Regions from separate parts of the Mus musculus genome. Here region 1 is linked to region 2. The links are chromatin loops, found by intact Hi-C in ENCODE. Cell type or tissue: left cerebral cortex. All regions are shown on one strand. Each heading gives the region's core, and the rest is flanking DNA. Links, peaks and the distances in the headings are about the cores only.

Region 1 (4,948 bases), core at 565-4,564, 43 kb before region 2:
GTCCTTTAGGAAAAGTGAGTAGTTTATTCTGGTGCTGGACAACTGAAGACAGCTGTCTAGAATCTTCCCACCTTGCGTCCATTCGCTTTGTTCAAAAGGAAATTTTGCCTCATTTGTCTCTTTCTCTAAAACACATGCCTCAAAATTCCTGTATATATGAAGAGAAGAGACTATGTGTGTTCAGCGGAGGACTCTTTTATTCATCTTAAAAACTTTTTTAGTAGTCTTTCACTTGGCTTGTCTTCCCTGCAGCTGGCTTAACGTCTTTGTAATGTATAAATAAGACTTCAGCAGATATTAAAGTTATTTAAACTTTAAATGAATGAAATTTATTCATTTGAATGAAAATGTCTCCTATAGATTTAAATGCTAGGACCTGGTTCAAGGTTAAAGGTGCTGTTTGTGGAGGTTTAAGGTGGTGTGGCCTTGTTGGAGGAAGTATGTCACTGGAGGTGGTCTTTGAGAATGTAAAAACTCCACACTACTTTTAGTTTGCTCTGCTTCATTTTTGCATTAGTGGTTATGAGGTCTCAGTATCTTGCTTCTGCTGTCAGATTTCCCTACTTTGATGGATTTTCATGTCTGTACCTGTAAGACCACATAAACCTTTCTTCTTTGGCTTTGCCTTGGTCATTGTGCTTTATCAAAGGACAGGAAAGTAATCTACATAGTCCATGATGCTACTCTCTCAAGCTTTTTGTAATGGTGTGCATACCCGAGGGCAGCACGGTTCATAGACAGGCACTCTAACACTGTCCTCACAATCCTCCTGCATCTATCTATAAGGCTCTTGAACAAGGCCCACGAGGCTATTCTGGGCTCATTCCAGTGTCCTCACAACAAAGATCTTATCCTGGGAATTTTATTTGTGTTTCTTTATTTCTGAAGCTTCTCTTTAGCCACTGCCTCCACAGAGCTTAAGATCTGCCATAAATGATAAAGGCTCATTCTCCTTACTACCTTAAATTTACTTCCCTTCCACCCAATGCATTAACCTTTATTACTGTAAGTTATGGCTGTCAGAGGGAAGCTAAAGAACAAGGTTTGCCTCTCTGTAAGATATTGAGGCAGGTGAGTCACTGCAAGAGCAGGTTGGGGAATAGAGCATGAGTCAGTTGGTAGATCCATAAAAAATGCATTATGTTCCTTTTAAAAGATAATTATCTCAGAGACGTTGTCTCACTTCAGTTCAAATTTCTTTCTGAGGGGAGAAAAGTGGGGAAGTACAGGAACAAAGACAGAATGATGGGTTTGCTTACAGACGACCTCATGGAGATGAAGAAGCAGGAGAGACGAGAGGACCAGACACCAGCCGTGGGTGTCCCTGACAGTGAGAGGATGTGAACTAGCTCCAAAAAAGGAAGTCTTGTCACTGCTGCTACAAGCTCGACATTTGCTTGAAAACTGTGTTTCTTCCTATATTCTACCATGTACTGCTGTTTCTACACGAGAAAAATCATGTTCACCCCCAGCAGAGTTGACACATGACTTGTAGTTGGAATGATGTCATAGGACTCTAGGAGGCAGGTTGATCTTTTGAGACTTCATGTTCTGTGGCAGATGTAAATGGAAAGTGGCCACGTTAGGCATAGCCAATGACCCGACCTTTCCTTTCCAGCTTGGCATTTCCTCTCTTTACTACGCTTGTTATCTTAGTGTCTTGATGGAATTGCTGGTCGAAACGACAAAATGCAGATTTTCTTCTAGTGGATACAATACCATTGATCACCATTCATAGATGAGGTGATACTCAGTACAGTGCCCCCCTGTTCTCTATTTAGGTCACTTTTTTCTTTTCTCTGCCTTCTCTTGGATTAAGTAGTCTCCAAGGTCCAATTTATTTCTTTTCTAATGACTCGTTATTATCAGAAGTTTTAGCAATTTCCCAAAATTTACGTATGAACTCCAATATCATGATTGTACATTGAATTATGTGTTTAGGCCTGGGTCCACAACAGTCCTTTATTTTCTCCTCTTAGAAAGTAACAAGCCTCTGCATTCACCACTTTTCACCGTAAAGCAGAGGTTTCTCTGGTTAAAGCTAGGAGTTGCTTATGTCTATTGGCATAACATAGGGATTTAGAAGGGAATGTGCTGTTATTCAAATTTAGTTTATCATCAGAGATATGCCCCATGAGTGGGCCTACTACCTCCCTAAACTTGGATTGTTAGCCCTAGGAATTGCTCCGAATCCACACCCCTGGAATGGGTCTTATTCCATTTGGAGGGCAGCTGGCTACCATCATCATAGTCAAGCGACACTGCACAAGTAGGTGTATCTTGTTTTCCAAATAGCTTAATTGTACTCCCTTAATCCCATTTAATCGCCCCCTATCCCAAATCCTCTTATCCCCAATCCCTCTGCCTTGCTCTCTGACTAAACCTTCCCACCCCAATGATCCCCCTTTTACTTTCTTCTCCTTCCCTTAAGGATCCCCATCTCTCTCCCTGTTTTCTGGATTGTACTGGTACTCCAAGTTAGACAGACCCTATTAAGGAATTGACGGTAGGGTGCTCATATGAGAAAGAAGATGTAGCATGTGTCCTGTTAGGCCTGGGATACCTCACCCACAGTAATTTTTCTATCCATTTCCCTGAAAATTTCATTTTTTCTTTACAGCTGAGTTGTCTTAGTTAGGGTTTTATTGCTGTGAAAAGATATCATGACCATAGTAATTCTTCTTTAAAAACAATCTTTTTATTGATTCTTTGTGAATTTTCATCATGCAACCCAATCCTACTCATCTCCCTGTCCTTTTATATCCACACTCCGCCCTTGCAACCTCCCTCCCCAGTAAAATAATATAGAATAAAAAACATCTTGTGGAAGCTGTAGTTTGTCATAGCGTGCCACACAGTATGCCCTTCTGTCCATACATTTTTACTTGCAAATGTGCTTTGTAATGAGTCATTGGTCTGTTTTGAGGCCTCTGGCTATAGTGTAGCATAGCAACTCTTACAAAGAAAAAAAAATTACTTGGGCCTGGCTTACAGTTTCAGAGGTTTAGTTCATTATCATGGTGGGAAACATGGAGACATCCAGGCAGATGTGGAGCTGGATAAGGAGCTGAGAGTTCTTTATCTTGATTCACAAGCAACAGGAAGAGACACTGAGGCACTAGGCTCAGTTTATGCTTCTGAGACCTCAAAGCCATGCCCTCAGTGACACACTTCCTCCAACAAGAGCACACCTTCTTCAACAAGACACATCTCTAGATTGTGCCACACCCTGTGGGCCTATGGGGGCCATTTTTATTCAAACCACACCCAGATGTATTCTATTGTATATGTAAAACATCTTTATTACTCTTTCATTTAAAAGTTTACTTCATCTAGAATATTCTTTCATCTGTTGTTGGCATCTAGACTGCCTCCATTTTTAAAGAAACCTTCAGACTGACTTCCAAAGATGCTCCACTACTTTCCATTGCAACTAGCAGTATATAGAGGCTTCCATTTCCACACACCTAGGCAGGATTCATTGTTAGTACTCTTGATGGCAGCCATTCTGACTGTAGTGAGAAAAACACTTAAACAGTGAAATTCAATCTTTGTCCGAAGCTGCGTTTCCTAATAGCTCTGATTGATTTACTGTTAAGTGCTTATTAGCCATTTCTATTTCTTTTTGGCAGATATTCATATGTTGAACCATTCTTGCTTCTCTTGGATGAAGCCTACTTGGCGGATGATTTCTTTTGTGTGTGTGTTCTTGGATTTGGTTTGTGACTATTTCATTGAATAATTTTACATCAGTGTTTATGAGGGAAGTTGGTGCCAAGTCTTTGTGTGGTTTGGGTATCAGAATGAGTGTGGCCTCATAAAATGAATTTAGCCATGGTCCTTCTGTTTCTACTTTGTAGAGTACTTTAAGAAGTATTGGTATTAGCTCTTCTATGAAAGTCTGCTATAATTCTGTGCTAAGACCATCTGGTCCTGGGCTCATTTCGGGGGGAGGGTCTTTTAATGACTGCTTCTATTTTTCTTATAGGTTATAGGTTTATTTGAATGGCTTATCTGACCTTTATTTAACTTTGTTAGGTGGTATCTTTCCAGATCATTGTCCATTTCTTTTAGATTTCCCAATTTTGTGAAGTAAGAGTTAATGATTCTTTGGATTTCCTTGGTGCTGGTTGTTATGCCCCCGTTTCTGCTTCTGATTTTGCTACTCTAGATATTCTCTCTCTGCCTTTTAGTTAGTCTGGCTAAGGGTTTGTCTATGTTATTGTTTTTCTCAAGGAATCAGCTCTTTCTTTAAATGATTCTTTGTACTTTTCTCTTTGTTTCCATTTTATTGACTTCAGCCCTGAGTTTGATAATTTCTTGCAGTCTATTCCTCTTGGGGGTGTTTACTTCTTTTTGTTCTAGAGCTTTCAGGTATGACGTTAACTCACCAGTACCGATCTCACTAATTTCTTTATGAAGGCACTTAGTGCTATGAACTTTCTTCTTAGCACTGCATTCATTGTGTCCTACGAGTTTGGCTATATGCTGTGCATTCACTCTCATTGAGTTCTAGGATGCCTTTAATTTGTTCCTTTATTTCTTCCCTGACCCAGTGGTTGTTCAGTACAGAGTTGTTTGGTTTTTCACGAGTTTGTAGACTTTCTGTTGTTAAAGTCCAGCTTTAACCCATGCTTGTCTGATAAGATATAGGGGATTATTTCAATTATCTTGAATCTGTTGAGATATGATTAGTGACTTAGTATATGGCCAATTATGGAGAATGTTCTGTGAGGAACTGAGAAGATGGTATATTCTTTTGTGGTTTTGGTGAAATGTTCTGTAGATATCTGCTAGAACCATTTCAGTCATAATGTCTGCTAATTCCATTATTTCGCTGTTTAATTTCTGTCTGGATGACATGTTCATTGGTAAGAGTGGGGTTGAAATCTTCCACTATTAATGTGTGGGTAAAGATTTAGTAATCTTTCTTTTATGAATGTGAACA
Region 2 (4,948 bases), core at 467-4,466:
GTCCAAAGCAGGAGCTGCTGTGGGGAAGGGTTCAATTCCTAACCACCAACCTTTGTGTCTAGTTTGTAGCATGGAATGGAAAATTGAGTTGGGTGAAGAGAGCGAGGTGGGAACTCTGGGAAAGTCAAGGTCTAGATTCTGACTCGACAGGACCAGTAAGGACAGATGTCACACATGCTCAGAACTTTGGGCTGGCCACATGGTAAGATTTGATTCTCTATATGGGTCCCTCTGAGAAATATAACGCTACGTGGAAGACTGCCAGAGAAGCAATTAAAACTGGAGTAATGTCAATTAAACAGACAACAGGAGGCTCGGTATCGTCTGTTAGTACACGGAGCTGCTGGGGGCAGAGGTGAGAAGATCTTGGGCAATTAATCACCATTTTCAGAGAATTTGACCTTATTAGTAAAAGTTTCTCCAGTGATTGAAATTAAAAACAGTAGAGAGGAATTTCTGAAAACATATAAAACCTCCTTTCAGTAGGTCTTGTAGGTGGGGTGAGCTGATCTCCATTTGCTAACCATGGAGACCTTATATTACTGTACTGGGGCATATAAAGTTTGCATGTCCAATGGGCCTCTCTTTCCAGTGATGGTCGACTAGGCCATCTTTTGATACATATGCAGCTAGAGTCAAGAGCTCCGGGGTAGTGGTTAGTTCATAATGTTGTTGCACCTACAGGGTTGCAGACCTCTTTAGCTCCTTGGATAAAAAGCTGCAATCTTTTGTACAAGACTCTTTATAGCAAAGGGGGCTGTGTGACCCACTTTTAGCCAGCGAGGCGTAAGTGGAGGTGGGCTGTTTCCATTTATTCCCTTCCTCCTTTCATTCCTCCTGGGATGCAGAGATGATGCTGGTGACTTGACAGTCTTCAGTGGACCCCGAAGCAATAATGATGAGGACAAAAGTCCATAGACTAACGGTAGCAGAAGGAATGACGAAGACATCATCGTTCATGGATCTCTGATGACACCACTGGCAAGTCACTCCTGGATGATTGGCAACTGAGTAGCTTTAAGAAGATTTATTTGTTTTTATTTTAGGTTTCTGAGTGTTTTCCTGCCTGTGTCTAAGTGCACTGTGCACATGGTTGGCTCTGCTGGAGGCCAGACAGTGTCAGATTCTCTGGAAGTGACTTACCTCTATCTATATGGAGTTAAAGACGACTTAGAGCCACTATGTGAATGCTGGGAACCGAACTTTGGTCCTGTGCAAGAGCATCTTTTCAGTCCCAGCTTAGCTGCTTTTAATGTGAGAAAATGTTCCGTTTAAACACAGTTAATTTGAAGTATTTAGTTTTTAGTTACTTGTAGCCAGAAATGTTTCCAATATCCTGATAGCTGAGCTTAATATTTATAGAAGTGTATGAGACCAGGGTGGCTATTGCTTTTCTTTCTTTCAAAAATGCTTGCATATGTTTTTCTCAGTTTCTGCCTGATTCAACTGAGAGGCTGATAACACACGCTCAGCTGCTTGTTTTCCTGCATGTTGCCAGTGCGATGCTGGCTCTGCAAACAAAACTGAGAAGTGTCAGTTTCTTGGCAAGTTTCACGGATGCAGGCAGGCTGTAGTCCTACAATCAATAAAGGAAGGAGAATCCTGTGTGAAGCAGGGGAATGAGGAGACTCCTTAAGTTAAGAGCAGCTTTGGTGTTCAAATATCAGGCTTCTGTCTCCAGCCCATCATCCTGGTCTCTGTAGAGACTGTCAGTCACCGCTTACCCCTTGTGTGCATCAGGATCTGATTTAATGAGGAATGTGATGGGATGTCTTCTACACAGTCTTTCATACACTATTATAGCTACTCATTCCAAGGAGAGATGCAGTTGCTAGCATTAGTTCCAACTGCTTTGTGCAGCCAAAATTTCTTCAAACCATTTATTGCTTTGTTCTTATCCTGTCTATGATATCTATATGAATTTCTATGAACACACACACACACACACACACACACACACACACACACACACACATACACACACACACACTAACATGTGTATGTAATTCCTCATTTTTTTTTGAAGTGCAATTCCTTATCCTAGTGCGGTGAGTCTCATTTAGACATAGTTTCTCAGTTTCTCCCTTCCTTCATTTGGGGACATTTGGCAATGTCTGGATCTAGTTTTGGTTGTCACAGTTCTGGGCAGTTCATGAATAAAGGTTAGAGATTCTGCTTAATCTAGAATGCACAGGGCAGCTCTCCCCCTCTCTTACTTCAGCAAATAACTCTCTGGTATCCATATCCCCAAATGTCAGTAGTGTTGCAGTCAGATAGAAGCCCCGTTGTGGCTGTTCCGTTCCCTGCTTTTATATCCAGGTCTCACAGAACACAACTGTTTTCTTTGTGGCTGTGAGCTCTGCTTACACCTACACTCATTGCAGCAAACTTGCCTCAGAAATTATCCGGAAGTCTGCCGAAAATCTAAGCTAAAATAAGGTCTGAGGATTGGGAAAGCACACAGCAAGAGCAGAGAATGCAGGGCCGATCTGTGTGAGAGCTAAGAGGGACTTCCTGTGGACCCCAGGGGACAACCAGCCTCTGCTTTGACTTTTTTTTAGAAGCATGGTTCATTTTCCCTTGGCCAGGCTGCAAGCTCTTGAGGACCGGGACTCCACTTACTGCCTCCCAAGGCCTAGCATCCTTGTCACCTGAGTGTGTAGGTTATTAGTGCATCACTGTTGTAAGCATGGGGCAGACAGAACCCAATACTGCTTCCGGAATGAACTCTGACTTGTCCAGCAGGAACTCCAGCCAAGGGAGAATTGTAAGTCAGAAGAAAGAATGTGAGTTATGTAGTATCATTTCCACATATTTCACTAAAATGGTCCTAAGATGGAACTAAATTATTTACTTGGATTATAAACTGTCTATTGTAAGAAAATATATTTTGAGGTGAGATAATTTCCTTTTTATTGAGACTTCTGGGTAGAGGAGTCAGGTGTTGATTTCTTCCTTCTCTTTCATAAATTGGAACAAATTTGAAGAAAATAAAATCATGATGTATCAAATATGAGCTGAATATTTTCTTCTGTTATTTCCCAGGTTGGGCACCAGCAGTACCTTGCCTGAGAACTAGTCTCAATCTGATTTTGTATTGTGTATTTTTCGTGCTGGTTTTATTTATGTAAACTACCTATAAAATATTCTGTCTGGAATAAAAACAATCAGGACTAATAAAGAGGATACAGCTCAATGGCAATGCACTTGCCTGGCATGCACGATGCCATGGGCTCAATCCTTAGTACTGAAAAAAAAAATCAGTGTTAATAAAGCAAAATATCTTGTTAAATTTAGCTTAAGCATTTTCCATATGGAATTTCTTTTAGCTTTTAAAATCTAGGATTAGAGAGAGGATCTCTTTCTATAATAATTTTGTAAAGGAAGCATAGGAAAAACTAGTTAAAAGGGAAGTATTATTTTTGACACGTGTTTTGCTTAATGAATAGATCATGTTTGCTTTTCTTGGAGAAATTTGTGGTGATTACCTTTTTGAAATACACTCAGATGAAAATGGAACAAATTTATGGGGATAATTGCAATTTTTTTCCCTGCATGTGTTATAGAAACATTTCCATTTTTGTTTTAAGATACAAATTCAAAATAATGAGAATTTGCTTCTGCCCAGTGAACCTCGGAGCCTTCAGGGCAGTCTACATACAACACAGTAATAGATAGCTTATTTCACCTGTCACCTTGTCAGTTCTAGTCACGGATTTATTTCCTGTGTGCTATCCAGTATTCCAAATGTGTTTATTGCTAAAGTCCTATTTGCTTATATAATTTTTTTTCTTTTGAGATAGGATCTCATGTAGCCAAGGCTAGCCTTGAGCTCCTAAGAATGACTTTAAATTTCTGATTCTCCTGTCTTCACTTTCCATGGATTACAGGCATACACCACCATGTTTGAAAGTGACTTCTAATAGGGGACTGACACTGTGTTGAATCAGAGAAAGATTTGACCGAATGAGTCAGACATAGGATGCGCACATCTTTCATGAGAACAAACAGCCCAGAAAAGATGCTATTTAAGAGCGGTGAAGGGAGAGAGAGTGAGTCAGGTGTGGAGGGTTGGGGTCAGGCAATGCAGTGCAGTGCAGCTGGATTTAGGCAATGCAGTGTAGTTCTTGTAGTCAGTGTAGCCAGTGCAGTTCAGTTCCTGGAATTCAGAGGCAGTTTTTTTCCAATCAGAGCAATTCAGTGAGAAGCTGAGAGAAGCCATTTGGAATCAGTCAGCTTGGAGGGGAGTTTTGAGCCAGAACAGCTGAGTTGAACCAGCCAGCCAGAGTTCAGAAAGAGCTAGAAAGGATAACATTCAGCAGTATGACAATTACATCAGGTGAATCATATTGCATTTGCATGTAATGACTGTTGGGTTGGTGTTTTTGTGAGACTCTTAAGAATGGGTATGTCTCTATCTTTGGTTCTTTTGTTTGATGTCAAGACTCCTTTCCTCCTACTGGGTTGCCTTGTCCAGCCTTAATATGAAAGCTTCCTCATTGTCTTATTGTATCTTGGATTTTCCTGTCTGGCTGTTGTCTCTTGGAAAACTGCTCTTTTCTGAAGAGAAAACAGAGGGGGGCAGATCTGGGAAGGAGGGACAGTGGGAGGCTAAGAGGTGTGGGAGGAGGGACAGTGAGAGGCTAAGAGGTGTGGAAGGAACATTGTGGTTGGGATGCATTAGACAAGAGAAGAATCTATTTTCAATAAATAAAAGGAAAAAATAAAAATAGAATAGATTTTGAAGGTTATTATCACAAAATTCAAGTCAGGTCATGGATATATTAATTAGCTTGATTGTGTCAATCATTTCAATCAATCATCTATTTATCATCTATATATCATCTATCAGTAATTGATCTATCATATCTATAAATCTATTACTATTATGTCTATCTATCTATCTATCTATCTATCTATCTATCTATCTATCTATCATTTATCAATT

Evidence for each region. A loop is a pair of places that touch in the nucleus more often than their neighbours do. Peaks named below come from ENCODE experiments on the same cell type or tissue, not always from the same donor. Only the 100,000 strongest peaks of a DNase experiment are listed, where the experiment ranks them.
Region 1: a loop joins it to region 2, with 1.8 times the contacts of the local background. A loop is called at or near these places in 2 of 42 quality-filtered maps.

Annotation. Positions count from the first base shown.
Region 1 is chr19:52,808,625-52,813,572 of GRCm38, reverse strand. No RefSeq gene overlaps it. Among named protein-coding and RNA genes, the nearest start is that of AA387883, 110 kb to the left of the region's middle. In left cerebral cortex, for the core only: no CTCF peak of the experiment used is centred there; DNase peaks (open chromatin) are centred at 828, 1,339, 2,229 and 2,852; H3K27ac peaks cover 708 bases.
Region 2 is chr19:52,765,763-52,770,710 of GRCm38, reverse strand. No RefSeq gene overlaps it. Among named protein-coding and RNA genes, the nearest start is that of AA387883, 150 kb to the left of the region's middle. In left cerebral cortex, for the core only: no CTCF peak of the experiment used is centred there; DNase peaks (open chromatin) are centred at 803, 1,647 and 2,377; H3K27ac peaks cover 1,180 bases.